Linked DNA regions of Mus musculus: region 2 is linked to region 1. The links are chromatin loops, found by intact Hi-C in ENCODE. Cell type or tissue: left cerebral cortex. All regions are shown on one strand. Links, peaks and the distances in the headings refer to the core of each region. The heading gives the core; the rest is flanking DNA. Region 1 has its middle 6.2 kb from the start of Gm13777. Region 2 overlaps Celf1 (CUGBP, Elav-like family member 1).

What was found. Hi-C counts contacts between places; a loop is a spot of excess contacts. Peaks named below come from ENCODE experiments on the same cell type or tissue, not always from the same donor. Only the 100,000 strongest peaks of a DNase experiment are listed, where the experiment ranks them.
Region 2: it touches region 1 in a loop (1.8-fold over the local background); 1 of 42 quality-filtered maps calls a loop at or near these places.

Annotation. Positions count from the first base shown.
Region 1 is chr2:91,023,689-91,026,494 of GRCm38, forward strand. No RefSeq gene overlaps it. Among named protein-coding and RNA genes, the nearest start is that of Gm13777, 6.2 kb to the right of the region's middle. In left cerebral cortex, for the core only: no CTCF peak of the experiment used is centred there; DNase peaks (open chromatin) are centred at 1,510 and 1,661; H3K27ac peaks cover 2,365 bases.
Region 2 is chr2:90,958,264-90,961,069 of GRCm38, forward strand. All of the region lies in intron 1 of Celf1 (CUGBP, Elav-like family member 1), which reads left to right. Among named protein-coding and RNA genes, the nearest start is that of Celf1, 19 kb to the left of the region's middle. In left cerebral cortex, for the core only: a CTCF peak has its summit at 1,268 (motif pointing right); a DNase peak (open chromatin) is centred at 1,953; H3K27ac peaks cover 2,141 bases.

The DNA.
Region 1 (2,806 bases), core at 31-2,530:
GCTGGGAGATTTTAAAAGGTGGGAGCCCATCCCTGTGCAATTACCCCATTGGGAGTGGTGCAGTTATCATACATACTAAATTGGGAAGGTTCTCATCACTTCAGAGGCCATATTCATGAACGTTTATTTTCCTAGCCCTTGTTGACTAAGCTACTTTGTGTGTATGTGTGTGTTTCAAGACAGGTGTCTTAGTTTGGGTTTTATTGCTGTGAAGAGACACCATGACCAAGCTCTTAAAGACAAATACTTTATTTGGACTGCCTTACAGAATCAGAGGTTCAGTCCATTATCATCATACTGGAAGGGTGGCATCATATAGCATACTTAGTGCTGGAGGAGCCAAGAGTTCTACATCTTGATTTGAAGGCAGCCAGGAGAAGACTGGAATTTCATACTGGGCGGAGCCTAGGCCAAGGAGGCCTCAAAGCCCACCTACACAGTGACATACTTCCTCCAGCAAGGCTGCACCTCCTAAAAGTGCCACTCCCTGTGACCAAGCATTCAAACACAGGAAGCTATGGGGGCCAAACCTAATCAAATCACCACAACAGGGATTTTCTGTGTAGCCCTGGTTGTCTTGCTGCTTAGATCTATAGACCAGGCTGGCCTGGAACTCAGAGATCCACCTGTCTCTGGCATGTGTCACCACCTCTGGCTAGACTAATCTACTTGTAGTAGTTTTGTGCGTTCTGGATATTTTGGGTAAATGTAATCACAGGCTTTTAGATAGCCTGCATCCTGAGGTGGCTTCTCCTTTCTCTTCTAAGTCTACTCAATGAAAAAATGCCCTACCAGCTGTCTGTGGCCTTTCCAGCCTTTTGAGCTTGTCTTCTATCTTGTTTCAAAACCATCCTACTTGTGTATCCCTTCCAACCCCACCTTCCCTTCCCCTAATGTGACTTGCCTCATCCTGAAACTCTGTAGAGCAGTGGTTCTCAGCCTTCCTAATGCTGTGGCAGTTTCTTGTGCTGAGATGATCTCCAACCATAAAATTGTATTGCTTCTCCCTAACTGCAAAATTGGTACTATTATGAATCTTAATGTGAATATCTGGTATGCAGGATATCTGATGTGACCCCAAAGGGGTCCTGACCCACAGGTTGAGAACCATTGCTCTAGACCTACATCATTCCAGACAGTTTCCCCATTAGCTTCTGTAATTTTTGTTTTTTAAGTTAAGATTTGCTTGGTGGTGGTGGTTCATGCCTTTAATCCCAGCACTCTGCACGCAGAGGCAGGCATAATCTCTGAATTCAAAGACAGCATACTCTACCAAGCAAGTTCCAGGATGACCAGGGTTTTATATTGAGAATCCCTGCTTCAAAAACAAAAAACAAAAGAAGGAAGACTTAATGTATTTTTTATATGCATGAATGCTTTGCCTGCGTATGTGTGTGTGTGTGCTGGCGTATGTGCCTGGTGCCTTGGAAGCTCAGAGGAAGGAGTTGGAACCCCTGGAACTGAAGTTGAAGGTGGTGAGCTGCCAAGTATATACCAGGAACTAAGCCATGTCCTCTGCTTGAACAGTTCTTTTAACTTCTAAGCCATCTTCTCATCCCTAAATAAAGTATTTTTTTAAATAAAACTGGTTCTTCAGTTCTACCCTAACATTTCAAAAACTATATTTGTCATGCTGCCTTGGTTACTGTTGCTGTGAAGAGCATATCCAAGGCAGCCTATGAAACAAATTGCATTAGTTGGGGGTGTGCTTAGTGAGTCTATGACCATTATGGCAGGAAGGATGACAGCAGGCAGGTAGGCATGGTGCTGGAGTAGTAGTTGAGAGTTTACATCTTACCTGCAGGTTGAAGGCTGAGAGCAAGAGACTGGGCCTCATGTGGGCTTTTGAAACCTGTAAGCCTAGCTCCAGGAACATATGTTCTCCAACAAGGCCTCTGCTAATGCTTTCAAAGTCATTTAAACCACCACAGCATAGAACATTTGGGATATTCCAGTCAGTTGTTGCACTGTTCTAGATGGTGCTTCTCTGGGGTCTGGAGAGAGAGCTTAATGGCTAACAGCAGGTTTTGCTCTTGCAGAGACCCAGATTCTCTTCCCAGCACCTACATGGTGGTTCACAACTGCCTGTAAGTCTAGTTGTGAGGCACCTGAGTGACCTTCTCCTAAGCTCCAAGGACACCAAGCATTTGCATAAAATGAATGTAGTAGTTAAACATTTTGAAAAATTAGGGTTTAAAAAAGAAAACATAATTCCAGGACATAGAAGGCCAAGGCAGGAGAATCACAAATTCAAAGCTACCCTGGGCTGCATAGAAAAACTCTGGTCTCAAGAAAATGGGCCAGGGGGCTGGTGAGATGGCTCAGTGGGTAAGAGCACCCGACTGCTTTTCCAAAGGTCTGGATTCAAATCCCAGCAACCACATGGTGGCTCACAACCATCTGTAACGAAATCTGACTCCCTCTTCTGGAGTGTCTGAAGACAGCGACAGTGTACTTACATATAATAATAAATAAATAAATAAAACCTTAAAAAAATATGTAAAAAAGAAAACATTTATTAAAAAAAAAAAGAAAAGAAAATGGGCCAGGGATGTGGTCCAGTTTGTAAAGTACTAGACTAGCAAACACTAGATTTGATTCCCAGCATTGGAAAAACTTTATATAATGGAACTCTAGGTTGTAGAGGCCAGAGGGTCAGAAGTGCAAGGACAACCTTAGCTCCAAGACAGGTTTGAGGTCTTTCTGGGCTACATGAGACACTCTCAGAAAAGGAGGGAGAAATCATCTATCACAGCAGCTCCAGTCCCTCCCAGCACCTAGGACTGTGGGGAGATAGAAACTGACC
Region 2 (2,806 bases), core at 2-2,501, 65 kb before region 1:
TTGGACTACTAGTACTATAAAAAAGAAAGAAAAGGTGATTATTAATCAAGAATCTTGTTTATGTAGCCCAGGCTAGCCTAGCCTCTAAATTTAGGATGCTCCTATCTCTGTCTCTTGAGTACTGACTGGGGTTATAGGTGTGTCAACAAACCCAGCTCTGAAGTTTTATGGATCTCTTTGATCCAGGTTGTCATCTTCTAACTTTGGCTCACTGGGACAGTCACAGTGCAGCTCAGATAAACCTCGGACTTTTAAGAGCCTCCTGCTTCTGCCGATGCATTCTCAGGTTTGGCTTGTTGTCATTGTTTTTATTTTTTGAGATAGGGTGTCTTGTAACCTAAGGTTTATGCTTGCTATGCAGCTGGGGCAGACCTTGAACTCCTGACATGTTTTCCTCTCCCAAGCGCTGAGATTATACGTAAGTGCCACCACTCTTGGCATTTTAAAATTTTAAGATTTTGGAAGTTGATGAACACAGCACTAGTCTTGTGTTCAAGATAATTGACACTTTGTTAGAAGCAGTTGTGAATCTTAAAACCTAGTCTTCTAAAGTGTTCCTTTTCCTAACTCTAAAATATCATTAGTCTTATTTGACCAATGAATTTTCTTTTGGATACAAGATCTCCCCAGTAAGCTGGACTGGAACTGTCTACCTCGTTTTATTACATTTATTTATTTGTATGGATATGTAAGTGTAAGTGTGTGAGTGCCAATGGAGACAGAGGACAACTTGAAAGAGAAAGTTTTGTCCTTCCACTATGTCGTAACTTGGGATCTTATTCAGGCCATTGGGCTTTGTGACAGGGCCTTCTTTTTTTCTTCCCCTTTACCTGCCAAGCCTTACCAGCCCTGCCTTTGTTTTGCTGTTTGTTCTCTTCCTGGCTGTCATCTGAATGGATGCTGGGATTATAGATGATTACAGGTATGTGCTGTCATACCTACTTCTCCTTCAGTTCCTTTTGGGTAGGTGAGTGGATTAGGTATTGCGACTTTATTGATTTCTTAGTGAACTAGGGTGTGTAAATCTCTTAGCTCTATCTTTGTAGTCCAAGTAGTTCTCCAGTGGTGGTAGGAGGTACTGGGGATTGAACCCTTGGCCTCATGTATGCTAGGCAAGTGCTCTCCTATTGGGCTTCACCCCCAGCTGTTTGTTCTTTCTTCCTTTTTCCTCCTCTAACTTCTTCCTCTTCCTTTTCTAAGATTTATTTATTTAATGTATATGAATGTTTGTTTTGTTTATATGTAAGTCTGTGTGCTGTGTGTGCAGCACCGGTGGATGCCAGAAGAGGGCATTGGACTCCTGGAATTGGAGTTTATTGGGATCACAGAGGTTGTTAGTCAGTACTGGGAATTGAACCCTGATCCTCTGAAAGAGCAGCCAGTGCTCTTAACTGCAGGCCATCTCTCCTGTCCTCACCAGTTGTTCTTAAACCTTGATCCTCCTAACCCCACACAGTTATTCTTACTCTCTAGCTCTGGAGCTGCCGATCTCTCTTCCCTTTCTTTTCCTGTACTGGGGATTTACTGTATACTTTTGTGTTCTATTACCAGGGTCAGCTGATACTGTGTTTGAATTCTAAACAGCCATGCGCTATGAGCTTCTAGAAAGAAAACACCATTTTCTTTACCATATAGTCAGCCATATTTGCTATAGTGCCTGGTCTTTGCCTGTGCCTTCTTTTGATTGGGAGCACACTGAAGAGTATCCTAAAGGGTATCTTGATACCTCCTCCTAAGAAGCCTTGAAGCCTCCATTTATAGGTTGATTCACAGTGGGAGAGAGCCACATTTGAAATTTATTTTTCTGATAATGTGACTTTTCTTATCTTTTATTTCTGTGCTGTCTTTTATATTTTTTGTACCTCTTGCTTGAGCTTGCACCTTCTGCATAGTTGGCTATTATGTCATCTTTGGGACTACAGAGTGAAAGTTAGAAGATTTTAAAGTTCTCAGAATAATGTCGCCCACATCGCACATATGTCACATTTTGAATTTACTAGCTAAGCCTCCAGATATGTGCTTTATATACAGTATGTTCAGCATACTGACTTATGAGAACCCAAAAACATTAAGACTTAAATCACTTTTGTTTTAGACAAAGGCTGGTTGTGTGTGTGTGTGTGTGTGTGTGTGTGTGTGTGTGTGTGTGTGTGTCTGTCTGTCTGTCTGTCTGTCTGTCTTTATGTCTATGTGTCTGTCTGGTATGGTGTGTGTCTGGTCTATCTACCATCCCGTTTGTTCCTGTGTCGTTATGTGCCATGTCCATCTATACCTCCATCCATTCACCCCCCAGGTTCTCAGTATATGGTTCTAGTTGGCCTGGAACTCACTTATTTATGTGAGACCAAACTGGCCTCTTATAGAGATCCATCTGCTTCTCCCTTCTGAATGTTGAGATTGAAGGCATGTGCCATCATAATCAGCTTTGGGTTTGATTTGGTTTGATTTTGACAGTATCTCTTTCCTCTATTATGTAGCTCTGGCTGTCCTGGAATTTGCTGTCAGACCAGGCTGGCCTCAAGTTCACAGAGCTCTACCTGTCTCTGCTTCCTTAGTGGTGGGAATAAAGGCCTGTGCCACACTATGCCTGGCCTTGTTTTTGGTTTTAACTACACCCCCCTCCCAAAAAAAACCCCAAAAACAAAAAAAAAAAAAAACCACAGGCTCTCAAAAAGCCCAGGTTGACCTCAAATTCAGTGTCTAGACAAGGCTGGCTTTGAACTCCTGATTTTCTTGCCTCTGCTTCTCAAGGGCTGAGATAAGGTATGTAAATGCACAGCTAATAGTTTTCACTAATTGAGGTATA